Regions from separate parts of the Homo sapiens genome. Here region 1 is linked to region 2. A link is a loop called in an ENCODE intact Hi-C map of the cell type or tissue named here. Cell type or tissue: heart right ventricle. All regions are shown on one strand. Links, peaks and the distances in the headings refer to the core of each region. The heading gives the core; the rest is flanking DNA. Region 1 overlaps RADIL (Rap associating with DIL domain). Region 2 has its middle 15 kb from the start of RBAKDN.

Region 1 (16,165 bases), core at 673-8,672, 240 kb before region 2:
GGAGCCGAGGCACGTGGAGAGCATCCCTCGTGATGCTGACCCCAGCCACCTTCAGAAGCATCGCATGGCGCCATCGCTAGACACACAGCGTGGAGTTGTCAAGGCCCTCAGACCCGGCAGCACACTGCTCAGGAAGGGTAGGCCAGGGCTTTGCAATTTTAGGGACTGCCTGATTTGGGGGTCTTATATAGGTGTGCTCTTTGCCAAGAACAGGGTCACCCCAGGGGCCCTTATGCTACCAATGGGAGATTCCGCCAACATGAAATAAGTTCAGTGAGAAATACATCATCAAGAAACCACTATTTCTGGCCGGGCGCGGTGGCTCACGCCTGTAATCCCAGCACTTTGGGAGGCCGAGGCAGGTGGATCACGAGGTCAAGAAATCAAGACCATCCTGGCCAACATGGTGAAACCCCGTCTGTACTAAAAATACAAAACTTAGCTGGGCGTGGAGGTGGGCGCCTGTAGTCCCGGCTACTCGAGAGGCTGAGGCAGGAGAATGGCTTGAACCCAGGAGGTGGAGGTTGCAGTGACCTGAGATCGCACCACTGCACTCCAGCCTGGGTGACAGAGCGAGACTCCGTCTCAAAACAAAACAAAACAACAACAACGAAAAGAAACCACTATTTCAAAACAAATGAATTCTAATAAAGCAAAATGGCAGGACGGCCGCAGCCTTTCATAACAGTAATTTTAGATGGGAAGTTATTCATCTTAAATAAAGCGCCAGACCCTGCTGTGGGTGAAGGAGACACCTCCAGGCTGCAAGCCAGAATACGCCCATGTCTTCTGTTGCCTACCCCATGTGAGGGACAAGACAGGCCGAGGTCAGCTGTGGCCCCAACGCCCTCGTCTTCTTCAAGGACCCCTGGGAATGTTCCTGCCCTGGCGTGACTGAGTTCACTGGGATCAGAGGTGCTGCGTAGGTTTAAGGGATGCCCAGAAATCTGTATTGGTAAATGCCATCTGGAAGTTTCTAGAACAGCAGCCAGGGAGGGGAGCCACTGCCAGGGCACTCCCCCTCCCCCAAAGCCCTGTCCACAGCGGTTCCTTACAGGGAGCAAAGTGACACCCACAAGCGCTGGGAGAGCTTGGTGGGAGCATCCAGTTTGATCTAGTGTTGATTTCAGTCCTTCTCAGGATAAGTGTCTGTCAGTTCCTGCAGAGGAAGCCGGCGGGCGCGGGTCTCCCCTACTGCCCCGTGTTGATCCACTCTAGTGGAGAGGCAGAAAAGCAACCCAGCCCAGGAATAAGGCGGGGTCTGGGTAACTGGGACCTTGGTGGGCAGCCCTGCTTCACCCCAGCAACCCTCAGGAAACTGCCTGGCTCCAAACATCTGCTAATACATGGGGTCCCAGCCTCAGAAGCAAAATGTACACTTTCTGACATTTTAAGAAGAGAACACAAGGCCAGGCCCAGTGGCTCACGCCTGTAATCCCAGCACTTTGGGAGGCCGAGGCGGGAGGATGGCTTGGGTTCAAGCCGAGGCTGATCAACATCGCCAAGTCTCTACAAAAAATACAAAAATTAGCTGGGTGTGGTGGTGTGTGCCTGCAGTCCCAGCTACTTGGGAGGCTGAAGGGGAGAATCACCAGAGCCCAGGAGGTCGAGGCTGCAGTGAGCTACGATCACGCCACCGCACTCCAGCCTGGGCAACAGAGCAAGACCCTGTCTCCAAAAAAAAAAAAAGATGCAACAAGGCCAGAGGCTGGAATAGCAGCGTAGGCCTCGTAAGGGACCATGGTTTGCAGACAGGCCTGCCTGGTCATGAAATGTCTGCCTTTGACAATGGGATAGAAGGAGTAGAAAGTGCAGGGCGCCGGGGCAATGGGGAAGATGGGGATGGGACGGTCGTTGTTGACATCTTCTTCTACTCTCACAGCAGAGGCCGTAAGGAAAGGAGGGCTGAGCTCCATGTCCCTGAAGCTCTGTTAGCGGCCTTCCTCCCCAGCCTGGGCCAAGCCGAGCTGCTGAGCACATCCTCATCTCCAAGGTGAGAAACTCACTCCTGGAGGAAGCGGCGAGGGAGACAGCATGCAGCCACAGCCACACGGCTTTGTCTAGGCCACCCCCCTCCCCTCCTCGAGAAGGCAGTGCCTAGTGACCCGCTGCTGGCAGAGAGGGCAGGGCTCTGCGTGCCGGGGGTGCACAGGGAAACTGGACAAGCAGCTGGTGACCGTCACCAGCTCCCACGGACTCTGAACAGCCCTGGAAAGAAAAACACAGGCTCTTCCTGAACGTTGCTCAATTCCTCTATAAACTCAGCCGGCAGCTTTCGCCTCCTGATCCTGTTTTCTCTTCCCTCCCTGGCTCTTGATGGTTTGGAATAATGATATATACAACTTGGAACCGTTTCTGTCACCCATCCCCACTCGCAGGCCTCAGAGATGAAGTGACTAGGAGTGGAGACGGAGGGGATAATGAAACGTTCCTGGGCTGGGGAACTTTACCACTACTGGGGAACCGGAGACCATTGTACTTATTTGCTATGTTGCCCAGGCTGGAGTGCAGTGTGGATTCACAGGCGTGGTCACCATAATACCCTGCAGCCTCGAAATTCTGGCCTCAGGGCCTCAGAATAGCTGGGACTATAGGTGCGCACCCCCATGCCCGGCAAGAGACAATTTTTTTTTTTTTTTTTTTTTGAGAAGGAGTCTTGCTCTGTCACTCAGGCTGGAGTGCAGTGGTGCCATTTCAGCTCACTGCAACCTCTGCCTCCCGGGTTCAAGTGATTCTTGTGCCTCAGTCTCCCGAGTAGCTAGGATTACAGAAGCCCACTACCCCCGACCCCCGCCAGCTAATTTTTTGTATTTTTAGTAGAGATGGGGTTTCGCCATGTTGGCCAGGATGGTCTCGATCTCCTGACCTCGTGATCCGCCTGCCTCGGCCTGCCAAAGTGCTGGGATTATAGGTGTGAGCCACCGCGCCCGGCCAAGAGATGATTTTAAAGTGGCCCCTAGTAACAACCGGGGACGCGCTGCTCAATAAACTCTGCAGTTACTGCTGCAAAACACAGAGGTCAGATGGGCCTGAAACGAGTCTTCTGTTAGCTGAGGCACCCTTTTCTAAGCTAGCAAAGGACACAGAGCCGTAGGACCATCAAGCAGTCCTTGAAAGAAAATCATTTCAAATGTACAAAAAAGAACTTCTCAGGCATCATTTGGTAAGCATTTCTCTATGCCATGGCCAGCCTGACTCTGGGCATTTTGCATCTAATTCCATTTTATTCTCATTATAGAAACCCTACAAAGGCTGGGTGCGGTGGCTCATGCCTGTAATCCCAGCCCTTTGGGAGGCTGAGGCAGGTGGATCACCTGAGGTCAGGAGTTCAAGAGCAGCCTGGACAACATGGGGAAACCCCGTCTCTACCAAAAATACAAAAATTAGCCAGGCATGGTGGTGGGTACCTGTAATCCCAGCTACTCGGGAGGCTGAGACAAGAGAATTGCTTGAACCCATAAGGCGGAGGTTGCAGTGAGCCGAAATCACGCCACTGCACTCCAGCCTGGGTGACAGAGCGAGACTCCATTTCAAAAAAAAAAAAAAAAAAAAAGCCTTACGAAGGAACTGTGGCTAAACAGGAACATATTAGCCTCATTTTGGGAACCAATTCTGCCATGAGGGAAACAATTCTAGGGAGAATATATACGTAACTTCCTCTTGCCATCAGGAACAAGACAAGGATGCCTGCTGTAACCACTTCTCTTCAAATTTGTACTAGGTCCTAGCCAGTACAACAGGCAGGGAAAAATAGGGGAAAGATACAGGATTGAAAACAAAGAAGTTGCCAGGCGCAGTGGCCAACACCTGTAATCCCAGCACTTTGGAGGCCGAGGCAGGCAGATCACGAAGTCAAGAGATCGAGACCATCCTGGCCAACATGGTAAAACCCTGTCTCTACTAAAAATACAAAAAATTAGCTGAGTGTGGTGGCACGCGCCTGTAGTCCCAGCTACTCGGGAGGCTGAGGCAGGAGAATTGCTTGAACCCGAGAGGCAGAGGTTGCAGTGAGCTGAGATCGCACCACTGCACTCCAGCCTGGCAACAGAGTGAGACTCCATCTAAAAAAAACAAGAAAAGAAAAGAAAGAAGTTCAATTATCATTATTTTGCAGACAATGTGATTGTGTATGTAGGAAATGCAAAAGAATCTATGGAAAAATTATTATAATTAACAAGTGAATTTAGCAAGGTGACTAGACATGGTGAATAAGCAAAATTCAGGCTGTTTTGTTTTGTTTTTGAGAGAGGGTCTTGCTCTGTCACCCAGGCTGGAGTGCAATGGCACGATCACAGCTCACTGCAGCCTCCACCTAACTGGGCTCAAGCAATCCTTCTGCCTCAGCCTCCCAAGTAGCTGGGACTACATGTGCACACCACCACGCCCAGCTAATTTTGTATTTTTTATAGAGACAGGGTCTCACTATTCTGCCCAGGCTGGCCGCAAACTCCTGTGCTCAGGCAATCCTCCCGCCTCAGTCTCCCAAAGTGCTGGGATTACAGGTATGAGCCACTGCACCTGGCCAGTAATATATTTAAAGATCAGAAGCAAATCATGTTGGATTCATGACCCAGGAGTCAACCACATGTGGCCCCTGAGTGCTAGGACTGAGGAAAGGGACCGAATTAAGAAACGAGGGGTGTTAGAATTTGACCTACGTAGGAAAAAAAAAAGGAAGAAAGAAGCGAGAGGTGTCCTGTATATGAAAATTATATTTACAGAATACTTTAGAAACCTAACCTAAAGAAAGCTAATGTAGGCTGGGCATGGTGGTTCATGCCTGTAATCCCAGCACTTTGGGAGGCTGAGGCGGGAGGATCACTTGAAGCCAGGAGTTTGGGAGCAGACTAGGCAACACAGCAAGACCCCAAATCCACAAAAATAAAAAGATGAACCAGATGTGGTGGGACACGTCTTAGTCCCAGCTACTCAGGAGGTGGAAGCAGGAGTACCACTTGAACCCAGGAGATGGAGGCTGCAGTGAGCTATGATTGTGCCACTGGGCTCCAGCCTGGGTGACAGAGCAAGACCTCATCTCTAATAAATGAAGTCAGAAAATGAAGGCATATTCTGAGAAAACACCAGAATCCCATCTCTAATCGATCAATAAATGAAGTAAATGAATGCATACACTAAGAAAACACCAGAATGAAAAGCACCAAAGCGTTGAAAATGATTCTCTCCGGGAGGTGACCTGACAGGTGATTTCTCCTCCTTTCTCTATACTTTCACTTACTTTCCAAATTTTCGGCAAAATGAGAGGTTCCATTTTTTTAGACGGGGAAGAAATTATTTTTTTACATACTCTAGGGTATTATTTCCATGATGAAACTTGGACCGCCTCACACTAATTAGAGTCTTACTCAGGGAACAACAATCGCGCTCTCTGAAAAGCAACTGAAAACCTAATTAAGATAATGGGTAACTGAGGAGATAAAATGCTTAAGCCATTTGTTAGGCAGACACAGATGGAGACAGAGCTCTCCGGGGCTGTGCCGAGGAGAGAGCAGCGTGGCGTAACCGAGAACTTCCTCCAGCCGAAACCAGGGGCTGTAGCCAGTTACCCCGGGAAGCTGTGAGCCCTTCGTTAGAGAGGGTCACGGTGACCAGCGAAGCACAGTCCTGCTCACCGCGTCCAGCATGGCGCTGGGCACGCCACCAACAGCGACAGCCCTATGGAGGGCGCTGTTTCATCTCAGGCACCACTGCTTATTTGTCTCTTTTGTTCCAGAGCTACAATCTTCTTTTTTTTTTTTTTTTTTTTTTAAAGAGACGGAGTCTCGCTCTGTCACCAGGCTGGAGTGCAGTGGTGCGATCTTGGCTCACTGCAACCTCCGACTCACTGCAACCTCCGACTCCCTGGTTCAAGCGATTCTCCTGCCTCAGCCTCCTGAGTAGCTGGAATTACGGGTGCCTGCCTCCATGCCCAGCTAATTTTTATATTTTTAGGAGAGACGGGGTTTCACCATGTTGTCCAGTGTGGTCTCGATCTCCTGACCTCGTGAGCCACCCGCCTCAGCCTCCCAAAGTGCTGGGATTACAGGCGTGAGCCACCGCGCCCGGCCCTATTGCTTTTTTAAGTATCTTGAGTTTTAACTTTGGTGGGGGAGTCTTTCCTTGCCATCTAGAAAATGATTCCAACTCCCTTCCCTCCCCTGCATCTGTCTTTTTTTTTTTTTTTTTGAGACGAAGTCTTGCTCTTGTTGCCCAGGCTGGAGTGCAGTGGTGCTGTCTCAGCTCACTGCAACGTCCGCCTTCCAGGTTCAAGCGATTCTCCTGCCTCAGCCTCCCAAGTAGCTGGGATTACAGGTGTGTGCCACCATGCCTGGCTAATTTTCGTATTTTTAGTAGAGATGGGGTTTCACCATGTTGGCCAGGCTGGCCTCAAAACTCCTGACCTCAGGTGATCCACCCACCTCAGCCTCCCGAACTGCTGGGATTATAGGCATGAGCCACCGTGCCCAGCCACAACCACATTTTTTAATGGACAAGGATTTGAATAAACATTTCTTCAAAGAATAAATATACATGGCCAATAAGTACAGTAAAATACAATAAAAAATGCTCAACATCATTAGTCATTTGGGAAATGCAGAGGAAAACCAAAATAAGATACCACTTCACACCCACTACCATGGTTATAATAAAAAAGGTAAACAGGCCAGGCATGGTGGCTTACACCTGTAATCCCAGCACTTTGGGAGGCCAAGGTGGGTGGATCACTTGAGGTCAGGAGTTCAAGACCAGCCTGTCCAAGATGGTAAAACCCCGTCTCTACTAAAGATACAAAAATTCCCTGGGTGTGGTAGCAAGTGCCTGTAATCCCAGCTGCTCATGAGGCTGAGGCAGGAGAATCGCTTGAACCCAGGAGGCAGAGGTTGTAGTGAGCCAAGATGACGCCAATGCACTGCAACTGGGCAACAGAGCAAGACTCCGTCTCACCAAACAACAACAACAAAAAAGTTAAACAATATCAAGAGTGCAGAAAGACTGGACCCCTCATACACGATTGCTGGAAAGTAAGATGGTGCAGCCATTGTGGAGAACAGCTTGTCGGTTTGTTAAAATGTTACACATGAATTTACCTGTGACTCATAAGTTCAACTCCTAGGTATATGCCCAAGAGAAGTAAAAAATACACGTCCACGCAAATGCTTATGCACAAATGTTCACAGCAGCATTATCCAGAATAGTCAACAAGGGAGAAATAATCCAAATGTCCATCAACGGGTGAACAGATGAACAAAATCTATCCATACGATAGGCTACTGTTTAGCAATGAAAAGGAACAAAATACTGATGATACCTCTTACAACATGGATGAGCCTCAAAAATATGCTACGTGAAAAAAGCTAGATGCAAAAAAAAAAAAAAAAAAAAAAAAAAACACACAGGTATGACTCTATATATACGAAATATCTGGAAAAAGCAAATGTATAGAGCCAGAAAACTGATCAGGGGCTGCCTGGGTCTGGGGGTGGGACCGGCTGACTGCTAATAGACACAAAGGATCTTTTGGTGATGAAAACGTGCCGGCCGGGTGCAGTGGCTCTCGCCTGTAATCCCAGCACTTAGGGAGGCCGCAGCAGGCGGATCGCTTGAGCTCAGGAGTTCGAGACCAGCCTGGGTGACATGGTGAAACCCTGTCTCTACCAAAAATACAAAAATTAGTCAGGCATGGTGGCACACATCTGTAGTCCCAGCTAACTCGGGAGGCTGAATCGGGAGGACTGCTTGAACCTGGGAGATGGTGGAGGTTGCAGTGAGCTGAGATCACACCACTGCACTCCAGCCTGGGTGACTGCACAGACTGGGTGACTGAGTGAGACCCCGTCTCAAAAAAAAAAAAAAATTGCTAAGACTGGACTGTGATGATGATGATCACACAACTTTGTAAATTTACTAAAAATTCATTCAATTGTATACTAAAAACAGGTAATTTTATGGTATAAAAATACCTCTTATAATAAAAGTTTTTTAAAAAAAAAACCCAGCAAAGACATTTCTTTACGTCATAAGCCCCCAGTCCAACAGAGACAAGGAAGATAGCTCCAAGAAGCTGAAATTGATAAGATATCGAATATATCTGAACATCTTAAAAGAGGGAAGACAACAGAGTGTTAAGGGAATGCGGAAATAATGAAAAGTAGCAAGGAAAAGAATGGACAAGCAAGAAGGACAATAATTAACTACAAAGAAAAATAAAAGTTGGACAGGAAGGAAAAACAATATTTGTATAGACCCATCTTTAGTTGTGAAAAGCTATACATGATCATAAAAAGGTAAACCCTGATTATTAATTTAAAAAAAAACATGGCTCTATTGAGAAGATCGGGCAATAGGAATTGGAAATTTGGAGAGGCGGGTGGTGAAAAGACCTAAGTTCTCATTTTCCACTGAAGGAAGTCACTAGAAAATGTCTGAAATTTTTAAAAACCAAGACATAGTAGGATACGTTTGTTAAAGATAGGGAATTAGGCCGGGCATGGTGGCTCACACCTGTAATCCCAGCACTTTGGGAGGCCGAGGCGGGCAGATCACCTGAGGTCAGGAGTTTGAGACTAGCCTGACCAACATGGAGAAACCTCATCTCTAATGAAAATACAAAATTAGCCGGGCGTGGTGGCATATGCCTGTAATCCCAGCTACTCGAGAGACTGAAGCAGGAGAATCGTTTGAACCTGGGAGGCAGAGGTTGTGGTGAGCCGAGATCGTGCCATTGCACTCCAGCCTGGGCAACAAGAGGGAAATTCTGTCTCAAAAAAAAAAAAAAAAAGGGAATTAAAAGCCAGAAAGAAAGAGTTCACAGTTGAAAGTGGTTATGGGGAGTTCAAAACTGGGAAGAAGGAACGGCTATGGCAGAGAACTGCTGTTTTGCTTTTAATCGGTAATGAGAAACTATTGCTTTAACTGTGCACATATATATATAACTTTGGTGAAAATAAGTAAAAATATTTAAGTGTACATAGTTTTCATTCTACTGCAAGAATGAATTAATGAATGAATGAACGTTGATGGGATCAATTCCATCAACTCCTAAACACACTTGTTTATCTTCTAACATCTCTGGAACTGGAAGGCATCCTGTATTCTGTGGAATGTCGGCCAGGCTGCAGCTGTGAGGCTACAGCTTGGTTTTTGTTGCCTGGGGCAAGGTTCTGAAACATTTCAGTTCATTCAGGACCATCCAAGGCATGAACATGCCTTCCAGCTGTTATCTGCAACAAACCTGCAGACCGAATGGCAGGTGGCTTGGAAGAATGTACTAGAGACAGCAGGGGGTGCCACATCACCAATCCTCTTGAGGACAAAGAAAATGATACTGTGTGGGGAGTGTGGACAGGGACGGCTCTCATTTGAAAAGACTTAGAATCTTAATTCATTTCACTCCTGCATACCTTTCTGCGTACGCACAAAACGAACACAGATCACAATCTGTGTTGAAATAAATCTTTAGCTACAATACAGCTTAAGTACAAAAATAAAAATCCTAGGTAATAAGAAAGTATTATGTCCTAGTTTAATTGTATTTTTTATGGTGGTTAACACTGGTGATCTTACTACTGATAACATCTTTTCTTGGTGAAATATAGTATATGTAGGAATGTATGTTGCAAAATTGTTCCTAACAATCCCCAAATACATAGAGTGTTTCGTCTACACCAAGGAATATTCCATAACCATTAAGATGAATGAATTGGAGGTATAACACACGATGTATTTTCCAGAGAGGATCTGGTATGAAAAATACAGAAAACTAAGTATATGATTCCCTCATTGTTTTCTTTTTATTTTTTTCTTCATTCCTTTTACCCACACTACACAGACGATCCCTTTAAAAAAAAAAAAAAAAAAAAAACCTTTGACAGAAAGAACCCTGTATGTATGTATATACATGTGTAAGAAGTCCCCTGCAGAATAATATAAGCACAGAAAAAGCATGGAAGGTCACTATGGTGGGCAGAATTCTAAGATGGCTCCATGGTCTCTGCCCCCTGGGCTCACTCTGTGATTATGCTGCATGGCAGAAGAGATTCTGCAGATATAATTAAGGTTGTCTATCAGCTGACCTTGAGATATGGAGGTTATTTGCTGGGCCGAACCTAATTACGTGTGCTCCTTCAAAGCCCAGAGTTCTCTCCAGCTGGTCACGGAAGAGAAGTCAGAGAGGTTTGAGGTGTGAGACGTGTGTGATGCCAGGGCAGCTCTCCAGGGCATCACGGGGCAACCTGACAACAGTCACTGGGAGCTGAGAGTGGTCCACGGCTGTGAGCCAGAGAGAGACAAGGGGAGAGATGCAGAGACTTCAGTCCTAAAACCACAAGGAATTGAACTCTGCCAACAACCTTGTGAGTCTGAAAGAGGCCCCTGAGCTCCAGAAAGGAACGCAGCCCAGCCGATACCTTGAGTGCAGCCGTGTGAGACCTGGGCAGAGGGTCCAGCTCTCCCGTGCCCAGACTCCTGACTTGTGGAAAACGTAAGTTAAATAGTATAGTTTTAAGCTGCACTTGTAGTTGCAAGCAATAGAAAACAAGTTCAGGGCCGAGTGTGGTGGCTCACACCTGGAATCCCAGCACTTTGGGAGGCCAAGGCAGGTGGATCATCCGAGGTCAGGAGTTCAAGACCAGCCTTGCCAACATGGTGAAACCCCATCTCTACTAAAAATGCAAGAAAAAGTAGCCGGGCATGGTGGCACACACCCGTAATCCCAGCTACTTAGGAGGCTGAGGCAGGAGAATCACTTGAATGTGGGAGGTGGAAGTTGCAGTGAGCCGAGCTCATGCCATTGCCTGGGTGACAAGAGCAAAACTCCGTCTCAAAAAAAAAAAAGAAAAAAAGAAAAGAAAAGAAAAGTTCGGATTTTAGGGCCAGGAAATGGGGTGCTACTGTAACAAATACCTAAAATGTGAAGGTGCTTTGGTAACCAGGCAATAGGTGGAGGCTAGAAGGACTCTGAGAAGCAGGATGGGGAAAGTCTAGATTCCCTTGAACAGGCTACTAGGAAATGTGCACAGTAAAGACATTGCTTCTTTCTCAGAATAAAGTGAGAACTTTCCTAAATCACCTCAGAGAAAGGCAAAATTGCTGCAAACAGCAGAAACCTAGATGGCTCACAAGACTGCCAGCGAAGGCTCAGAAGGAAGCGAGGGGCATGTTACTGGAAACTGGAGGAAGGAGGGTTCTTGTGATGTGAGGGCAGGGAGCTCACTGAATATGTCATCCTGCAATTGCTGGAAACAGAATTTGCAAATGGTGAACCTGAAGAGATGGCTGAGGAGGTTTCCAAGCAGAGTGTAGAAGGTGCTGCCTGGTTTCTTCTTGCTGCTTATGGTTAAGAGGCAACAGGAGAGAGAGAAATTAAAGAACTGTTCAGCAAAAAAAGAACCAGGACTGGACAAGTTTGAAAATGCGCAGCCTTCCCAGATGACAAGAGATGCCAAAAGTCAGAAATGGCTTCTGATGAGAGGCACAGAGGAAAAACCAAGTGTGGGTCTGGACAACCCTTTGCTGAAACCCAGGAAGACCAAAAGGTCAGGGTACCTGGCCACATAAATGACTCAGTAGAGTCAGGGTGTTCCTCATATATTTTTCTTAGTCAAAACAGAGGACCTCAAGGAAGTTCAAGAGCACTGTCCCTCCACCATCTCACCAGAAGCTGAAAGTAGAGAAGGGATTATCTCAGAGACATTTATGGATGTGGCTTCTGTCTACTGGAGTGAATTCTCAGGAAATCCTCATCCGGCCCACAGGCTCTTCAGAAAATTATACCAGCAGAAACACTGGCTGGCCTAGACTGAAGGGAACAGAGACACTGAAAAATGAAGGGGGTGGCTACAGACAGGAAGTGGCTGATAGACATGCTACCGTCCATGCAGAGGGAAAGATGACTCAGAGGATGAAGCCAAGATCCCAGAGGGTGGCACCAAGAGGACAGAGGGCAGAGCTGAGAGACTACCCCAGGCCTTGGAACGGAACAAAAGAACTTCCACTGGAATTTGCCTCACTAGAGTTCAAAAATGCTTTGGGCCAGGCCAGTGGCACCTTTTTACCTTCCGTTTCCTCCTATTATTTATTTATGTATTTATTGAGACAGGGTCTAGCTCTGTTGCCCAGGCTGGAGTGCAGTGGCATGTTCAAAGCTCACTGCAACCTCAGACTCCTAGGTTCAAGCAATCCTCCCATCTAAGCCTCCTGAGTAGCTGGGAACACAGGTGTGTGACACCATGCCTGACTAATTTTTTATTTTTTGTAGAGATGGGGGTCTTGCTATGTTGCCCACATAGCACAGAGTGGCTGGGATTACAGGCATGTGCCACCACACCCTGATAATTTTTGTGTTTTTGGTAGAGATGGGGTTTCACCATATTGGCCAGGCTGGTCTCAAACTCCTGACCTCATGTGATCCACCTGCCTCGGCCTCCCAAAGTGCTGGGATTACAGGCGTGAGCCACCGCGCCTGGCCCATTTCCCTCACTTTTGAACCAGAGTGATTGTTACCCTATGCCTGTCCCACCCTTGCAAGTTGGGAGGGCTGGGGCAGATATTTGTGTCTTTAGTGTTACAGGTCCACAGATGGAAAGAAATAGCGCCCCAAGAGTGGTACTTAATGGATTATACCCAGACGCCCCATTCACACCTGATTTAGATTAAGATGATGAGATTTTAGACTTGAAGTGATACTATAAGAGGATGAGACTGGGGGACCTTGAGATGGGGTGAGTGTATTTTGCATGTGGGTGTAGCTATGGATCACTGGAGGCCAGAGGGCAGGCTGTGGCAGCCAGAATTCTAAGATGACCCCCAGTGACCCCTGCTTTGCATAACCCGCCCTCCAACCTTGAGCGTGAGTGGGAACTGTTCGTGTCATTTCAAGATTATGTTTTGTTGTATGACAAAAGAGATATTTGCAGATATGTAAATAAGTTTTCTCATCAGTTCACTTTGGGTTAATCAAAAGGGAGATTATCCAGGTGGGCCTCACCTAAACACATGGGCCTTTTAAATAGCAGAAAGGAAGTCAAATACTCAAAGAATGATGGAGATTCCATGTGCCACTGCTGACTTTAAGATGCTGGGGGTAGGCCGGGCATGTTGGCTCACACCCGTAATCCCAGCACTTTGGGAGGCCAGGGCGGGCAGATGACCTGAGGTCAGGAGTTTGAGACCAGCCTGACCAACATGGAGAAACCCCGTCTCTACTAAAAATACAAAATTAGCCAGGCATAGTGGTGGGTGCCTGTAATCCCAGCTACTTGGGAGGCTGAGGCAGGAGAATCGCTTGAACCTGGGAGGCAGAGGTTGTGGTGAGCCGAGATCACGCCACTGCACTCCAGCCTGGGCAACAACAGTGAAACTCTGTCTCAAAAAAAAAAAAAAAAAAATACGCTGGGTGTACATGGAAAGTTATTTGGAAGTGATTTTGAACTTCTAAATATATGTGTGTTGTGAAAGAGAAGACTATCATTGCCATTTACTAGACATTCTCTCCTTCCTCTTAATAGCATAAGCCCTAAGCTATTGGTGAGGTGATGTACCCAGCTAAGAAAAGAGACATTTTCCTGTCTCCCTTGCAGGTAGGCACAGCCATGTGACTACGGTGCAGTCAGTGAAAGATGAGGGGATGCCGCTGTTGGGACTTCTCCGAAAGCTCCATAGGTGGGCAGTTTGCAGGTACACCTTTGCCATTCCCCGTCTTCCTTCTTTCTTCCTGCCTTAAATGAAGATGTGATGGCAGGGGCCCCATTAACCATCCTGCACCTTGAGGTAACCCTGAAGATAGAAGGCATGAACTAGAATGATGGGGCCGAAAGTAGAAAAAGCCTGGTCCCTGGTGACCAGGAAAGCCACCGTTACCAGCCCCGAACTTACTGTTAGGTGAAAGAAAGCTGTATTGTGCCCAAGCTACTCTGACCTGGCCAAATGCAATTCCAAACTGATGAGGGGGCATTAGGTGGGGTTTTCTGTTTGCTTTTGTTTCTGGGGAGGGTGGTGTTTGGTTTTTGTCATTGTTGATAAAGAGGTTACCACTTTGGGCCGGGCGCGGTGGCTCACGCCTGTAATCCCAGCACGTTGGGAGGCCGAGGCAGGCAGATCACCTGAGGTCAGGAGTTCAAGACCAGCCTGGCCAATATGGTGAAATCCTGTCTCTACTAAAAATACAAAAATTAGCTGGGTATGTTGGCGGGCGCCTGTAATCCCAGCTACTCGGAAGACTGAGACAGGAGAATTACTTGAACCCGGGAGGCAAAGGTTGCAGTGAGCCGAGATGGCGCCACCGCACTCCACCCTGGGCGACAGAGCGAGACTCCGTATCAAAACAAACAAACAAACAAAAACAAAAAGATACCACTTTGGTATTGGTTGTTTAATTATATTTCACACATATGAAAGCATTTGTAACTTAGACTAATAACAAAATAAACACCATTTCATCCACCACCCAACCTAAAAAGAATGCACTAGTTCCAGAGTCACATCAACCCTCCCAAGCACATCTTCCTGCCTGTCCCCACCTCTCACCCCACCAAAGGGAATCACTTTCCTGGATTCCGTGTTTAACATGGCCTTTTTTCATTTATAGTTACACCACACATTTTTGGAACCCTAAATTACACTGCTCTACTTTGCTTATTTTGAAACCTTATGTAAATGGTATCACACTGTGTGCATTTTTGTGCTTTTCCCTCAACATGATGACACACAGCTAACACTGACGCAGGCAGCTACGGTCTAATTTCACAACTTTATGGTATTTATTGCATGAATATGCCACCATCCAGCCATTCCCTCATTGATGGATATGTGGATTGTTTGGAACTTTCGGCTACTACAAAACGTTGACATAAACACTCTCATACTCATTTTCAAATGCTTCCTGACTTTTCTACCACCACGAGAAATACCAGAGAAAATTATGGTAGTTAAATGGCACACTGGAGGTAAACTAGAAGGTGTGTAGAGTTCTGGACACGGCTGTGGTCCCACAGACTCTGGTCACCCCAAAGACTAAGGGGATCAGTAAGATGAAGTACATCAGTGTCCCACAGCATGAGGGTGAAGACCTACGAGGAGACTAATTGGAACGCAGAGTGTGGGCCCGTCAACTGTGCTAGATAAGACCAAGCTGCTTCCCAAAGGGGCCAAAACAATTTGCACCATGTTCTCACTGGCACCGCGTTCGAGTTTCCGTTGCTCCTCATCCTCACCATACCTAGACACTGTTAGACTTTTTTATTTTTGTAAAAAAAAAAAAAAAAAAAAAAAAAAAGAAATGCCTCTCTGGTCTCATATTGTATTTTCCTTGTTACTACTGAGATTGGGCATCTTTTCATGTTTATTGGCCGTTCCTAGCTCCTCTTCCGTGAAGTGCTTATGCGCTTCTTTGGCCCATTTTTTAAACTGGGTTGTTGGGGATTTTATTGTTTTCGATTTTTGAGACAGAGTCTTGCTCTGTCGCTCAGGTTGGAGTGCAGTGGCCTGATCTCAGCTCACTGACACCTCCGTCTCCTGGGTTCAAGTGATTCTCATGCCTCAGCTTCCCAAGCAGCTAGGATTACAGGTGCGCATCACCATGCCCAGCGAATTTTTGTATTTTTAGTAGAGAAAAATACAAAAGGTGGAGTTTCACCACATTGGCCAGGCTGGAATCAAACTCCTGGCCTCAAGTGATCCGCTCGCCTCGGCCTCCCAAAATGCTTGGCTTACAAGCATGAACCACTGAATCCAGCTTTTTTTTTTTAGACAGACTCTCACCGTCACCCAGGCTGGAGCGCAGTGGCTTGATCTCAGCTCACTGCAACCTTCACCTCCTGGGTTCAAGCGATTCTCCTGCATCGGCCTCCTGGGACTGACAGGTACATGCTGGGACTACAGGTACATGCCACCACACCCAGCTAATTTTTGTATTTTTAGTAGAGATGGGTTTTTGCCATGTTGCCCAGGCTGATCTCGAACTCCTGGTCTCAAGCGATCCACCCGCCTCGACCTCCCAAAGTGCTGGGATTACAGGCATGAGCTACCGCACCCGGCCTGTTGATCTTTAAAACAGACTTTTTCCTTTGTCACCCTTAATATATTCTGGATAGTAATCATTTGTCAGTTTTATCTTATCACAAAATCTTCTCCCAGCTTAGGGCCTGTTTTTCAGTTTTTTACTTTTCACGGT
Region 2 (16,165 bases), core at 3,595-11,594:
CATGTTGGCCAGGCTGGTCTTGAACTCCTGACTTCAAGTGATTTGCCTGCCTTGGCCTTCCAAAGTGCTGGGATTACAGGTGTGAGCCACAGTGCCCAGACTAAAACCACTCTTGCTTAAAGCTTTGTGGCTAAAGTGATGACACCTTCTCCGCCTGCTGTGTCCTGGGCATAGCCGGGGGCATAGCTGGGCATTTCTACACTGCCACAGGCTCATTTTCTGGTAGGTCTTCACTTGAGCCAAGCCAGAGGAGCGGGCCTGGGGTGACATTGGCCTTCAGCAGGCTCAGTGGCCGAGCAAGGGAGATGTGGGAGGATCTAGAAAAGGGGTTAGGCTGGGCGTGGTGGCTCACGCCTGTAATCCCAGCACTTTGGGAGGCCAAGGCAGGTGGATCATTTGAGGTCAAGAGTTCGAGACCAGCCTGGCCAACATGGTGAAACCCGTCTGTACCAAAAATACAAAAATTAGCTGGGCATAGTGATGGGTGCCTGTAATCCCAGCTACTAGGAGGCTGAGACAGAAGAATTGCTTGAACTTGGGAGGCAGAGGTTGCAGTGAGCCGAGATCACACCACTGCACTCCAGCCTGGGTGATAGAGCGAGACTCAGTGTCAAAATAGAAAAGAAAAGGGTAAGTATGGTAGTCACACCTGTAATCCCAGAACTTTGGGAGGCTGAGGTGGGATGATTGCTTAAGTCCAGGCATTTTGAGACCAGCCTGGGCAACATAGCAAGACCCCATCTTTATAAAAAATAATACTAAGCTGGGTGTGGTGGCCGGGGCCTGTAGTCCCAGCTACTCAGGAGACTGAGGTGGGAGGATAGCTCAAGCCCAGGAGTTGGAGGCTGCAGTGAGCTATGATTATGCCATTGTACTCCAGCCTGGGCAACGAAGCAAGACCCCATCTCTACATAAAAATTTAAGAATTAGCTAGGCATGGTGACCTGTGCCTATAATCCCAGCTACTCAGGAGGCTGAGGCAGGAGGATTGCTTGAGCCCAGGAGTTTGAGACTAGAGTGAGCTATGATCATGCTACTGCACTCCAGCCTGGGTAACAGAGCAAGACTCTATCTCTTTAAAAAAAAAAAAAATGTGGGCCGGGCGCGGTGGCTCACGCCTGTAATCCCAGCACTTTGGGAGGCCAAGGCAGGTGGATCACGAGGTCGAGACGATCCTGGCTGACACATTGAAACCCTGTCTCTACTAAAAATACAAAAAATTAGCCGGGCATGGTGGCGGGCTCCTGTAGTCCCAGCTACTCGGGAGGCTAAGGCCGGAGAATGGTGTGAACCAGGGAGGCGGAGCTTGCAGTGAGACGAGATAGCGCCACTGCACTGCAGCCTGGGTGACAGAGCAAGACTCCGTCTCAAAAAAAAGAAAAAAAATGTGGAGGGCTGAGGTGGAGGGCTCAGAGAGGACAGAACTGTGCAGATGGCAGGGCTGGGAGTGATGGGTAGGCAGGGCTGGGATAATCAGCTGAGCTCAGGTGGGGTGGGTATGGCTGGTGGTGGAGCAGCCCGCACTGGGCCTGGGTGAATGTGCATAGTGTAGACATCAGCAGCAAGGGGGGGACCCTGAATGGTGCAAGGAGAGGCTGCAGGAGATGTGACAGCTGCCCTGTCCCTTGGCTTCAAGCAACAGTGTGGCTTAGGTGGCACTTTGGTTGCCTCTGTGACCCCAGGCTGATAAAACCACCCAATCACATGGCAGCTACTTCTACCAGAAGGTGAATGCCCATCAGGCACTGGGACCCTCCTCTGCATCCCCGGCGTTTGCCTAAACCCCAGACGAGCAGGGCCAGCTGCTGTTCCAGCATCTGTGCTAGAGCTTGGCTCACACTGTTCCACTGCCTGGAATGCCAGCCTCTGTCCTCTCCTCCGGCCCATTAGAAAGGGGGAAACTGAGACATCATGGCAGAGCCTATAAGATGTTATCAACATTCTATGTCAATTTATTTTTTATTTTTTAATTTGCTTTTTTTTTTTTTTTTTTTGAGATAGAGTCTAGCTCTGTCGCCCAGGCTGGAGTGCAGTGGCATGATCTCAGCTCACTGAAACCTCTACCTCCCGGGTTCAACCGATCCTCCCACCTCAGCCTCCCGAGTAGCTGGGACTACAGGCATGTGCCACCATGCCTGGCTAATTTTTGTATTTTTAGTAGAGAGGGGATTTCACCTTGTTGGCCAGGCTGGTCTCGAACTCCTGACCTCAAGTGGTCTACCCACCTCAGCCTCCCAAAGTGCTGGGATTTCAGGCGTGAGTCACCATGCCTGGCCATGCCAATGAATTTAAATATTTGGATAAAACCAACAACTTTCTAGAAAATTACTGAAACTGACATAAGAAATCGAATCTGTAACTTAAAATCCCCCCACCACGGCCCAGCGCGGTGGCACATGACTGTAATTCCAGCAGTTTGGGAGGGCAAGGTGGGAAGAACTCGTGAGGCCAGGAGTTCAAGACCACCCTGAGCAACATAGCAAGACCCCCCGCCTCTGTCGCTACAAAAAATTTCCAAATTAGCCGGGCATGTTGGTGTATGCCTGTAGCCCCAGTTGCTTGGGAAGTGAGGAGGAAGAATTGTTTGAACACAGGAGGTCGGGGCTGCAGAGAGCTGTGATTGCATCTCTGCACTCTAGCCTGGGTGACAGAGTGAGACTCTCTTTTTTTTTTTTTTTTTTTAAGACTTTAGAAAATGGCCTTTTGAGGACCTGGCTCTTGCCTTGAATGAATGAGGGGACCTCTTCACCCTTCAGACCCCCAGAATGGCAGGTTCCCTCTCCCCATGGGTATTTCTGCTGGGACTCTCTCTGGGTTCACCTGAAAGGTACAGAGCTCTTCAGCTCCCTTCCACTCTTCAGAAAAGACATCCCTCGCCACAGCCTGAGTCCACTGGAGCACACAGTTGATGACTTTTAGGCTGTTGATATTTCTCTGGTAACGTGTTTTTTTATTATTATTATTATTATTATTATTATTATTATTATTATTTTGAGATGGAGTCTCGCTGTGTTTCCTAGGCTGGAGTGCAGTGGCACAATCATAGCTCACTGCAGCCTCCACCTCCTGGGCTGAAGTGATCCTTCTGCCTCAACCTCCCACGTAGCTAGGACTACAGGCACATGCCACCATGCTGGCTAGTTTATTTTTTGTACAGACAAGGTCTTACTCTATTGCTCAGGCTGGTCTCAAACTCCTGGGCTCAAGCGATCCTCCCACCTTGGCCTCCCAAAGTGCTGGGATTATAGGAATGAGCCACCATGCTGGGCCTCTTTGCTTAAAAAAAAAAAGTCACTATTTGCTGTACCCCAGTTTCCATTTACCATGTGTCTGGGGTGCATCCTGCCCAGTCATCTGAGAAGGAAGTGCCAGGGATTCAATTATTTCCAAAAACTGGGTTTCCAGGTTTTGCCATTGAGAAATAAATTGGGATTTGGGTCAGGTGCAGTGGCTCATGCCTGTAATCCCAGAACTTTGGGAGGCCGAGGCAGGTAGATCACTTGAGGCCAGGAGTTCAAGACCAGCCTGGCCAACATGGCAAAACCCCGTCTCTACTTAAAATACGTTTTTAAAAAAGAAGAAAAAGAAAAAAGAAAATTAGCCGGGCATGGTGGTGGGTGCCTGTAATCCCATCTACTCGAGACACTGAGGCAGGAGAATGGCTTGAGGTGGAGGTTGCAGTGAGCCGAGATTGCACAACTGCACTCCAGCCAGCCTGGGCGAAAGAAACCGGGATTTAGAAATGCCTCAGGTATTGGGCTCCTGTCTCCTCTTGCGGGGGTGGGGGAGAGTGGTATTTTCACGCCTTCCAGGAAGCAGGGGGGTGTCTCCAGTCCCATAACCTTCTTCTCACCTGGATTTGCCATGCTGGTGAGTGCTGCAAAAGTGCTGAGTGAGCCAAGCACACCTTGTCCCCTCCCTAGCTGGTCTCTCTGGGACAGCCTGGTCCACAGTTCCTTCTGCTTTTCCAAACAGAAGACCTTTGTGGTTTTCTAACTTCACCTGTGACTGGCAGGTGCAAAGTGCTGGGAAACCCACGCGGTCAGTCTCCCCCGGCCTCCGCCCCGGTCCCTCTACTTCCTCCAATTCAGTGTCGTTCATAATAAAACGGATTTTGATTGCTATGCATCTGACACTGGTGTTTATGGCTTGGGGGATTACAAAGTTAGGAAAGGAAGAGGGGCTGGTATCAACCCCCAAACTAGCATGCTTACGTGGATTGCAAGGAGTCTGGCATGGTGATGTGTGCCTGCAATCTCGCAATGCGTCCGTTATGTGCGCTTGCCTTCGTCCAGCGTGGTTATCTGCACTCGCAATGCGTCTGGCATGGGTACCTGCGCTTGCGATGGGTCCGGCGTGATTATGTGCGCTTGGCTGCATCTGGCGTGGTTATTTGCGCTTGCAATGCGTCCGGCAGGGTTATGAGCGCTTGCAATGGCTCCGCACGATTATCTGTGCTCGCAATGAATACGGCAAGGTTATGTGTGCTTGCCTGCATCCGGCATGGTTATCTGCGCTTGCAATGTGTCCGGCACGGTTATGTGTGATTACAGTGCCTCTGGCATGGTTATCAGCGCTTGCAATGCATCTGTTATGTGCGCTTGCAATGTGTCTGGCATGGTTATGTGTGCTTGCAATGCTTCCGTTATGCGTGCTTGTACTTGCTGGGGATATGGACCAGCTGCATCGCCTTTGTTTCTCTCCATCCCACTGCCTCATGATAACCACCATGCCAAAGCAGCAACTGTCCCCCACAATCTGAAGGACGTGACATCGAAGCTTCCCTTGAAACCTACTGAGGAGCTTGTAAGAAACTGATTTGGCACAAACAATCCCCACTGCAACTCACTCAATCCACAATGAGGACTTTTTTTTTGAGACAGAGTCTCGCTCTGTCGCCCAGACTGGGCTTGAACTCCTGGGCTGAAGTGATCCTCCTGCCTCAGCCTCCTGAGTAGTGGGGAGTACAGGCACGCACTCCACACCAAGCTAATTTCTTAATTTTATTTTGTAGAGACGGGGTCTTGCTATATTGCTCAGGCTGGTCTAGATCTCCCAGGCTCAAGTGATCCTCCTGCCTTGGCTGGGATTACAGGCATGAGTCACTGCATCCAGCCCCCATCCCCCTTTTTTGGCTTAACCCCACCAAGATAAAGGGAACATGAATACAGTTAAAGGTAGAAAAGAGACGTCCACACAGTGTTAGGAGAAACATTACTAATGGCAACCCCTGGTAGAGCAAAGCTGAAGCCCAGGCTGGGTGCAGTGGCTCACGCCTATAATCCCAGCACTTTGGGAGGTTGAGGCAGGTGGATCACGAGGTCAGGAGTTCAAGACCAGCCTGGCCAAGATGGTGAAACCCCATCTCTACTAAAAATACACAAATTAGCTGGGTGTGGTGGCAGGGGCCTGTAATCCTAGCTACTTAGGAGGCTGAGGCAGGAGAATCGCTTAAACTCAGGAGGTGTAGGTTGCAGTGCGCAGAGATCGCACAACTGCACTCCAGCCTGGGCAACAGAGCAAACCTGTCTCAAAAAAAAACCCTGAAGCCTAAGTTCTTCAGAGGCAAACACTCCTCGGGAGGGGAGTCAAAGAGGAAAAGGCTCTGGGATTGGCGGAAGCATATGCGCCAGAGGGTGGAGATGTGCAGTGGGCTGCGAACAGGAGGCCTGTTCAAAGTCAGAGTGAAGGCTGGGCACAGTGGCTCATGCCTGTAACCCCAGCACTTTGGGAAGCCAAAGCAGGAGACTCTCTTGAGGCCAGGAGTTCGAGACCAGCCTGGGCAACATAGTGAGACCCGCATCTCTACAAAAAATAAAAATAGAAAAATTAGCCAGATGTGGTGGTGCACACCTGTAGTTCCAGCTACTTGGGAGGCGGGGGTGGGAGGATTGCTTGAGCCCAGGAGCTGGAAGCTGCAGTGAGCTGTGATTGCACTACTGCACTCCAGCCTGGGAAACAGAGCCAGACCCTATGTCCCTTTTTTTTTTTTTTTTTTTTTTTTTTTGAGACAGAGTCTTGCTCTGTTACCAGGCTGGAATGCAATGGCATGACCTCAGCTCACTGCAACCTCCGCCTCCCGGGTTCAAGCAATTCTCCTGCCTCAGCATCCTGAGTAGCTGGGACTACAGGCGCCCGCCACCATGCCCGGCTAATTTTTGTATTTTTAGTAGAGATGGAGTTTCACCATGTTGGCCAAGATGGTCTCCATCTCCTGACTTCGTGATCTGACTGCCTGGGGCTCCCAAAGTGCTAGGATGACAGGGGTGAGCTAACCCGACGTCTTTAAAAAAAAAAAAAAAAGTGTAAATGAAGAGTGGTAAGACATGAGACCCCCTCTACACTGGGCTGGGTGGTCGCTCGCCCCAGTCTGCAGAGGGAAAGAAAAGGTCTGAACTTGGAGGTGTGAAAATGGAACCTCTCTAGAAAGCTGCACCCTGGCCAGCGACACCACAGCTGTGTCTCCTGGAGCTGGGAGCATCCCCACTCACACCTCAGGGAGGGAGTGGAGTATTCCCAGGTGCAGATATGGCCCGGTGCAGATACGAACCCAACCAAGTTAAAGCCCTCTTGAGGGTCCTGCCGCTGTCCCCATGACAAGTGCGAGGCAGCCCTGCCCCCTGGTGGCAGCACTCAGAACTGCATCAGCAGGTGGGCTGCCCTAGGACCGGGGGACATCGCAGGCAACATAAATGCCCTTGTGGGTTACAATCTAATAAGGAAGATGTTCAATCATCTTATTAAAATAATCGGCCGGGCGCGGTGGCTCACGCCTGTAATCCCAGCACTTTGGGCGGCCCAGGCGGGCAGATCACGAGGTCAGGAGATCGAGACCATCCTGGCTAACACGGTGAAACCCTGTCTCTACTAAAAATACAAAAATTAGCCGGGCGTGTGGCGGGCACCTGTAGTCCCAGCTACTCCGGAGGTTGAGGCAGGAGAATCGCTTGAACCCGGGAGGCAGAGCTTGCAGTGAGCCGAGATTGCGCCACTGCACTGCAGCCTGGGCGACAGAGTGAGACTCCGTCTCAAAAAAAGAAAAAAAAATTTAGCCTGGCGTGCTGGCCTATAATCCCAGCAACTTGGGAGGCAGAGGAAGGAGAATTGCTTGAACCCGGGAGGCGGAGGTTGCAGTGAGCCGAGATTGCACCACTGCACTCCAGCCTGGGCAACAGAGGCAGACTCTGTCTCAAAAAGAAAAAAAAAATTACTGCTGTGAAGGGAACAAGGGGCTGAAGTAATTACAGGGGGGCCAGGGACAAGGTGGCATTTATGAGAGGTTGGGGATGAGATTTTGAAGATGGTCTCTGGGTTCCAGGCCGAGCTCACTCTGGTGCTCCTCTGGGCGGTGGAGCGGGGCTCTTCGCTGGGCTGCTTATTCCAGGCTCTGAGCTCTGGGCGGTGGGCTCAGGCTCTCCCAGGGATGTCGGTGTCTGTGCGGTTGCCACTGCCCAGTGGCCTGGGTTCTGCTTCTCCTCTGGACTCAGGTTCTCTCTGGGGCTGACAAGATCCAGGTGGGCAGAGAATGAGGTGAAGGCTTGAAGACCAAATCATGGGAGATGCCGGGAATGGGTGGTGCTGTCCACTCTGACCGCAATTTCCCATCAATATCCAGACCTGTGCCTGCAACATCAAGACCTGTGCCTGTTCCTAAAGAGTGCGGGTACCTGAAGCCCCCCACAAGGGCTCCCCCTCTACAAGACCTGCCCCCAGGATCTTAGGGCCTGGGAAAAGCAGGAGCTAAGATGAGGGTTTTGGGGGAGAGGAGGGGACCCCTTCATTGACTCCATGGACCAGCCTCAAAACAGAGATGGAGGCAGAGATGTTCAGAGATAGTACCAGTGTCAAGGAAACTCCTGTGTCGCCCCTAGGTCAGGCTGCCCTGGAGAGAAGTCCAGAGCCCCTGGAGGGGATAGACTGAGCTAGAGAGATAAGGGGGTGGCTGGTGCTCCCCTACTTCATCAGATAGGACTGTGAAGCCTGGGAGCAGGCTGGGAGTCCGAGGATATGGGAGAACATTCACAGCTGAGAAGTAAAGGAGAGGGTGGGCGCGGCAGCTCATGCCTGTAATCCCAGCACTTTGGGAGGCCGAGGTGGGCAGATGACTTGAGCTCAGAGGTTCAAGGCCAGCCTGGGCAACATGGCGAAACCCCGTCTCTACCAAAAATTACAAAAACTAGCTGGGCATGGTGGTACGTGCCTGTAGTCCTAGCTATTTGGGAGGCTGAGGTGGGAGGATCGCTTGAGCCCAGGAAGCAGAGGTTGCAGTGAGCTGAGATCACACTACTGCATTCCAGCCTGGGTGACCGAGCGAGACCCTGTCTTAAAAAGAAGAAGTAAAAGACTGATTCATCCCCTCCTGGACACATAGCCCCTCTAGAGCTGTCTTTGACAGTCTCGGCTGCCATAACAAAGTCCCATAGACTGGCTGCCTTATCAACAATAGATATCTATTTCTCACAACTCTGGAGACTGAAGATCTGAGATCAGGGTACATGGTCAGCTTCTGGTGAGGGTCCTCTTCTGGGTTCCAGATCACAGACTTCTAGTTGTGTCTTCATGTGGTGGAAAAAGAGGGAGCTCTCTGGGGTCCCATTGATTGATCGATTGATTGATGGAGATGGAGTTTCACTCTTGTCACCCAGGCTGGAGTGCAGTGGCATGATCTCGGCTCACTGCAGCCTCCACCTCCCCGGTTCAAGCCATTCTCCTGCCTCAGCCTCCCAAGTAGCTGGGATTACAGGCATCTGCCACCATGCCCAGCTAATTTTTTGTATTTTTAGTAGAGACGGGGTTTCACCATGTTGGGCAGGCTGGTCTTGAACTTCTGACCTCATGATCCTCCAGCCTCAGCCTCCTTAAGTGCAGGCATTACAGGTGTGAGCCACCGCACCCGGCCATCCCTTTTATTAATATAAGGGCACTATGCCATTCGTGAGGGTAACACCCAATCACCTCCCAAAGGCCCATGTCTCATAATACCATTACCTTAGAGGGTAGGTTTCAACATATAAATGTTGGGGGGAACATGTTCAGTCTACTGCAAGAGCAATGGGGTAAGTTTCAGTATTGGGGTGTGCATGAAATGGGGGACAATATTGCAGGCAAAGACACTGGCTGAGAGCAACCCCTCCAGCTCGTACCCCAAATACCCCATTAAGATCTCATTTATTTGTCCACAGAATGGGAACAGAAATAGCACTTTGGCCAGGCGCGGTGGCTCACGCCTGTAATCCCAGCACTTTGGGAGGCCTAGGTGAGTGGATCACGAGGTCAGGAGTTTGAGACAGGCCTGGCCAATATGGTAAAACCCCGTCTCTACTAATACTACAAAAATTAGCCGGGCATGGTGGCTTATGCCTGTAATCCCAGCTACTCAGGAGGCTGAGGCAGGAGAATCACTTGAACCCAGGAAGCGGAGGTTGCAGTGAGCCGAGATTGCGCCATTGCACTACAGCCTGGGCAACAAGAGTGAAACTCTGTCTCCGAAAAAAAAAAAAAAAAAAAAAAAAAAGGAAGGAAGAAATAGCACCGCCCATGGGAATGGGATTCCCGCCCTCTTGGGCTGCTGTGTTTGGCTCCAGAGTGTAGAGCCTGGGCTTGTGAAGACAGGGGGAGCCTTCCAGGCCTCTAATTTCCTGAAGCCATTTGTGGGGACTCCTGAACACACCTGGAGGAAGTCCCGCCTCTCTCCAGAAGAACAGGGCAAAACACTGCCCTCTGACGACAAATTGTAGTTGCTTTTCCCAGGAGCACTGAGCTTTAATTTTTTTTTTTTTTTTTTTTTTTTTCCTGAGACAGAGTCTTGCTTCGTCACCAGGTTGGAGTGCAGTGGCGCAAACTCGGCTCACTGCAACCTCCGCCTCCCGGGTTCAAGCGATTCTTCTGCCTCAGCCTCCTGAGTAGCTGAGATTATAGGCACCCACCACCACGCCCAGCTAATTTTTGTATTTTTAGTGGAGACAAGGTTTCACCATGGTGGCTGGGATGGTTTCGAGCTCCTGAACTTGTGATCCACCTGCCTTGGCCTCCCAAAGTGCTGAGATTACAGGCGTGAGCTACCACGCCGGCCTGAATCTTAATTTTTGTTCCGCAAACGCCCTCCTTCTGCCCTCAGGCCTGGGAGGAAAATGCTCCTTCTCTAACTCCGTGGAGTCTCTGCCCCAAGGGGATCCATCAAACAGGAAATTCAGGATTCCAATTTGTAGGGACAAGTACCAAATTTCCTTCCAGAAAGCTTGACAAATTACCTTCCACCAACTGCATGCAAGAAAACCTCTCACCTCTACCAGGCTGGTTAGAAACTTACAAATTTTTTGCCAATATTTTTGCAAAAACACAGTATTGCATTTACAGTTTTTTCATTTGCTGAATCAAAGGTAAGCTGGGAGGCAGGATCACTTCCAGAACAGCAGAATAAACACCTCTGATAATCGGCCAGGCGCAGTGGCTCACGCCTGTAATCCCAGCACTTTGGGAGGCTGAGGCAGGCAGATCATGAGGTCAGGAGTTTGAGACCAGTCTGGCCAATGCGGTGAAACCCCATCTCTACTAAAAATACAAAAATTAGCCAGGCTTGGTGGTGCACGCCTGTAGTCCCAGCTCCTTGGGAGGCTGAGGCAGGAGAATTGCTTGAACCTGGGAGGCGGAGGCTGAAGTGAGCTAAGATCGCACCACTGCACTGCAGCCTGGGCAACAGAGGGAGACTCCATCTCCAAACAAAAAAAAACTCCAAAATAACTGAAAATCTCCTCCTCCATAAAAGTCACACAAATCCTGGCAAAAATGGTCAAAACCAACTTCTCCATAACTTTAGAAATTAACCAAAGGCTTATAACAATTCGGGGAATTTAAGAAAAATACCTGAATATCTCTAAGATTGTCAATCGAGAAAAATGATGAGACAAGCGTCAATTATTTTAGGAGGTTTATTCACCAAAGTTAACGATGCACACCTGGGAGACAGGTCTATGTCTTTCTCCAAAAGTAATTTTGAGACCCCACCATTAAAGGGGAAAGGGCGAGATATTGAGAAGTACACAATTTTCATGTAAGAAGGAGGTAGGAAAAATAGTCATTCATGCCTGTTGTCTGGTTCAGTGAATCTGTTTCTCCCCGCCCCCAAAGAGGGTCTCATTCTGTTGCCCAGGCTGGAGTGCAGTGGCACAATCTCAGCTCACTGCAACGTCCGCCTCCCGGGTTCAAGCGATTCTCCTGCCTCAGCCTCACAAATAGCTGTCATTACAGGTGCCCACCACCACGCCTGGCTAATATATGTATTTTTAGTAGAGACGGGGTTTAACCATGTTGCCTGGGGTTGGTCTCGAACTCCTGACCTCAGGTGATCCACCCGCCTCAGCCTCCCAAAGTGCTGGGATTACAGGCATGAGCCACCGTGCCTGGCCTGTACTTTTTTTTTTTTTTTTTTTTTACATAAGATAACATAGACAAAATGGGGCAGGGGAGCAATCAGATATGCATTTGTGTCTGGTGGGCAGGGGGTTGACTGCACCTGTAAAAGGTAAGCTATCAGTTTACATTGCCCTGGTGAAATTTTCACAGAAACACCTTAAAGATCTTGCAGCTCACTAGGAATTTCCTTGTGAGCAAAATGTGAGGGAGGCTTGTAGCTTTTCATCTTGTAGCCATCTTATTTAGAAACCCAAAAATGGGGAGGCAGGTTTGCACAACCCAGTTCCCAGCTTGACTTTTCCCTTTGGCTTAACGAGTTTGAGGTCCCAAGATTTTTTTTTTTTTTTTTTTCGAGATGGAGTCTCGCTCTGTCCCCCAGGCTGGAGTGCAGTGGCACGATCTTGGCTCATTGCAACCTCTGCCTCCTAGGTTCAAGCAGTTCTCCTGCCTCAGCCTCCTGAGTATCTGGGATTACAGGTGCCCACCACCACACCTAGCTAATTTTTGTATTTTTAGCAGAGATGGGGTTTCACCATGTTGGCCAGGCTGGTCACGAACTCCTGACCTCAGGTTATCTGCCCGTCTCAGCCTCCCAAAGTGATGGGATTACAGGCGTGAACCACCATGCCCAGCCTGGGGTCCCAAGATTTAATTTCTTTTCACGAGACCAGTGAGCTTTGTAGCATGTGGACTTCCCATTTCCTTCTTCCCAACTCTGATAGCTTTAAAATCCAATAGGTTTGGCCAGGTGCACACTTGTAATCCCAGCACTTTGGGAGGCTAAGGTGGGTAAATTGCTTGAGCCCAGGAGTTTAAGACCAGCCTGGGCAAGATGGCGAGACCCCATATCTACAAAAAATACAAAAATTAGCTAGGCGTGGTGGCACAAGCCTGTAGTCTCAGGTACTTGGGAGGCTGAAGTGGAAGGATCGCCTGAACCCGGGAAGTCGAGGCTGCAGTGAGCCATGATCATGCCACTGTACTCCAATCTGAGCAATAGGGGTGAGACCCTTCCATCTCAAAAAAAAAGAAAAAAACCCAACAGCCTTTACCCACAGTAGCTGTAAAAACCAGTACTTTAGGCCGGGCGTGGTGGCTCACACCTGTAATCCCAGCACTTTGGGAGGCCAAGGTGGGCGGATCACGAGGTCAGGAGATTGAGACCATCCTGGCTAACACGGTGAAACCCCATCTCTACTAAAAATACAAAAAATTTGCTGGGCATAGTCCCAGCTACTTGGGAGGCTGTAGTCCCAGCTACTCGGGAGGCTGAGGCAGGAGAATGGCGTGAACCCGGGAGGCAGAGCTTGCAGTGAGCAGAGATCGTGCCACTGCACTCCAGCCTGGGCGACAATGCGAGACTGTCTCAAAAAAAAAAAAAAAAAAATTAACCATTTTGAGAGAAAATGGGTTTGAAACTCGCCAAAAAGCCCTATCTTCAGAGAATTGTCAGTACTTCACCTATAAGGCAACTGTCTAGAAAAGCCCCACTCAGATGACTTTTTAAATTTTTTCCTTTGAGGTAAAGTCTTGCTCTGTTACCAGGCTGGAGTGCAGTGGAGTGATCTTGGCTCACTGCAAGCTCCGCCTCCTGGGTTCAAGTGATTCTTTTGCCTCAGCCTCTCCAGTAGCTGGGACTACAGGCACGTGCCACCATGCCCAGCTAATTTTTTTTTTTTTTTGAGACGGAGTCTCGCTCTGTTGCCCAGGCTGGAGTGCAGTGGTGCGATCTTGGCTCACTGCAGGCTCCGCCCCCCGGGGTTCACGCCATTCTCCTGCCTCAGTCTCCCAAGCAGCTGGGACTACAGGCACCCGCCACCTCGCCCAGGCTAATTTGTTTTTTGCATTTTTAGTACAGACGGGGTTTCACCATGTTAGCCAGGATGGTCTCGATCTCCTGACCTCGTGATCCACCCGCCTCGGCCTCCCAAAGTGCTGGAATTACAGGTGTGAGCCACCGCGCCTGGCCTACCCAGCTAATTTTTGTATTTTTAGTGGAAACAGGGTTTCACCATGTTGGCCAGGATGGTCTCGATCTCTTGACCTCGTGATCCACCCTCCTTGGCCTCCCAAAGTGCTGTGATTATAGGTGTGAGCCACCGCGCCCGGCCTCAGAGGACTTTTATCCACTTTCAGTAACAACTCCCCTAGAAGGTTAATACCCTATTCCCAGGACATTTTTCAAAAACAATCAGTAGCAATTGAATAACATTGCAGCTCCCTGGGGTGGCAGTACCAGCTAAGACACACAAGAGGCTGGCCAGAAAGCATAAAATGATAATTTCGAGCATGAGAGGTCTATACAGGGTTTTGAAAAGGTCTAACATGTTCCAGTGATCTAGAAGGACATACAATATATAAGGCCATGCAGATGCCTGTGAAATACCACAGACACCTCCAATGTCTCACATCTGTTGTCCTTAGATTCTGAACTGGCAGGAAGTGAAAGCTAAGCGCAGGCTTGTCGACTGCTGGGGTGTTGAAGATGGACCCCAACACACAGGGGACCCTTGGCAAAAACTGGAAGACTTATTCGCTTAAAGCATTTAAGGAAATCTGTACAGTCGCTAGCTGAACACTAAACTGAGCAGAGACGAGAACCAAGAGCAAGAAAATCTGAAAACGGGGAAGGAAATCTGATTACCAGAGTTACCATAATACAGTATTTAAAATCTCCAGTTTTTGTTTGTTTGTTTTTTGTTTGTTTTTCTGAGACACAGTCTTGCTCTGTCACCCAGGCTAGAGTGCAGTGGCACGTTCTCAGCTCACTGCAACCTCTGTCTCCCTGGTTTAAGCATTTCTCCTGCCTCAGCCACCGGTGTAGCTGGGATTATAGGCACTCGCCACCGTCCCTGGCTAATTTTTGTATTTTTAGTAGAGACGGGGGTTTCACCATCTTGGCCTGGCTGGCCTCGAACTCCTGACCTTGTGATCCACCCTCCTCGGTCTCCCAAAGTGCTGGGATTACAGGCGTGAGCCACCACACCTGGCCCTAAAATCTCCATTTTTATGCAGAAAAAGCGATACATGCAAAGAAACAGAAATGTGTGGCTCATATACAAAATATATAAAAAGTAGTCAATACAAACTGGCCCTGAGGAGTTCCAGGGTTGGGCTTATTAGACGAAGACTTGAAGCTGTTATAAATATGTTCAAATAACTAAAGGAAATGTTGTCTAAAGAGTGAAAGCAGAAGAACAATGTTCCACCAAATAGAGAATATCAATAGATACCAAAATCAGGTATCTCTATTAGAGGCTGGGTGCAGTTGCTCACACCTATAATCCCAACACTTTGGGAGGCTGAGGTGGGAGGATTGCTTAAGCTCAGGACTTTGGGACAAGCCTGAGCAACATATACCCCCATCTCTACAAAAGTTTTAAAAATTAGTTGGGCATGGTGGCACATTCCTGTAGTCCCAACTACTCAGGAAGCACTTGAGCCCAGAGACTGAAGCTACAGTGAGCTATGATCATGTCACTGCACTGTAGACTGGGTGACAGAGTGAGACCCTGTCTCAAAAAATCAAAAACAGAAATCCAGTAACAGCAAAAAACACTAAATAGAAGTTTTGAGTTAGAACTTCACTAGAGGGGCTCAGCAGCAGATGTGAACTGGCAGAAGAAAGAATCATCAAACTCGAGGATAGGTAAATTGAGATTAACCAGTATGAGGAGCAGAAAGAGGGGAGAAAGGCTTATGAGACTTGTGTTGTACCATCAAGCATAGCAACATACGCGTAATTGGAATTCCATAAGGAGTGGGGAGAGAGAAAGGGGCACAAAAAGTATTTGAAGAAATAGTGGACAAAACTCCATAAATTTGATGAAAAACATTAATCTACAGAGCCAAGAAGATCAATGTACTCTAACTAGGATAAACTCAGAGATCCACACGTAACTATATCACAGTCAAACTGTGGAAAGCAGCCAGGTGCGGCTCACACCTATAATCCCAGCACTTTGGCAGGCCAAGGCTGGAGGATCACCTGAGGTCAGGAGTTGGAGATCTCCTAGCCATCATGGCAAAACCCCATCTCTACTCAATACACAAAAATTAGCTGGGCTAATTTTTTTTTTTTTCTTTGAGACAAAGTGTCTCTCTGTTGCCAGGCTGGAGTGCAGTGGGCGCAATCTTGGCTCACTGTAACCTCCACCTCCCAGGTTCCCTCCTTATGGAATGGTGGTAGGTGCCTGTAATCCCAGCTACTCGAGAGGCTAAGGCAGGGAGAATTGCTTGAACCTGGGAGGCGGAGGTTGCAGTGAGCCAAAATCGTGCCACTGCACTCCAGCCTGGGTGACAGGGTGAGGCTCCATCTTAAAAAAATAAAACAAAAAACTGTGGAAGGCTACAGACAGAAACAACTTGAAAGCAGTAAGAGAAAAAATAATATACAAGGACACCTTTATAAGATCAATAGCTGACTTCTTATCAGAAACTATGGAGACCAGAAGCAATGGAATGAATATTACAAGTGCTGAAGGAAAAAGACTGTCAACCAAGAACTCTATACCAGTGAAATTATCCTTCAAAAATGAAGGTGAAATCAAGACATTCCCAGATAAAGAAAAGCTGATAGAATTCATCACTTGGATGCCTGTCCTCTGAGAAATACTAAAGGGGCCAGTTGCAGTGGCTCATGCTTATAATTCCAACACTGGGAGACCAAGGCAGGTGGATCATGAGGTCAGGAGTTTGAGACCATCCTGGCTAATATGGTGAAACCCCGTCTCTACTAAAAATACAAAAGTTA

What was found. Hi-C counts contacts between places; a loop is a spot of excess contacts. Peaks named below come from ENCODE experiments on the same cell type or tissue, not always from the same donor. Only the 100,000 strongest peaks of a DNase experiment are listed, where the experiment ranks them.
Region 1: it touches region 2 in a loop (6-fold over the local background); 38 of 110 quality-filtered maps call a loop at or near these places.

What each region holds. Positions count from the first base shown.
Region 1 is chr7:4,840,380-4,856,544 of GRCh38, forward strand. All of the region lies in intron 2 of RADIL (Rap associating with DIL domain), which reads right to left. Among named protein-coding and RNA genes, the nearest start is that of SNORD165, 11 kb to the left of the region's middle. In heart right ventricle, for the core only: a CTCF peak has its summit at 5,672; a DNase peak (open chromatin) is centred at 5,622; H3K4me3 peaks cover 918 bases; H3K27ac peaks cover 1,868 bases.
Region 2 is chr7:5,078,998-5,095,162 of GRCh38, forward strand. No RefSeq gene overlaps it. Among named protein-coding and RNA genes, the nearest start is that of RBAKDN, 15 kb to the left of the region's middle. RefSeq lists a silencer at 15,748-15,948. In heart right ventricle, for the core only: a CTCF peak has its summit at 6,627 (motif pointing left); a DNase peak (open chromatin) is centred at 6,624; H3K27me3 peaks cover 4,929 bases.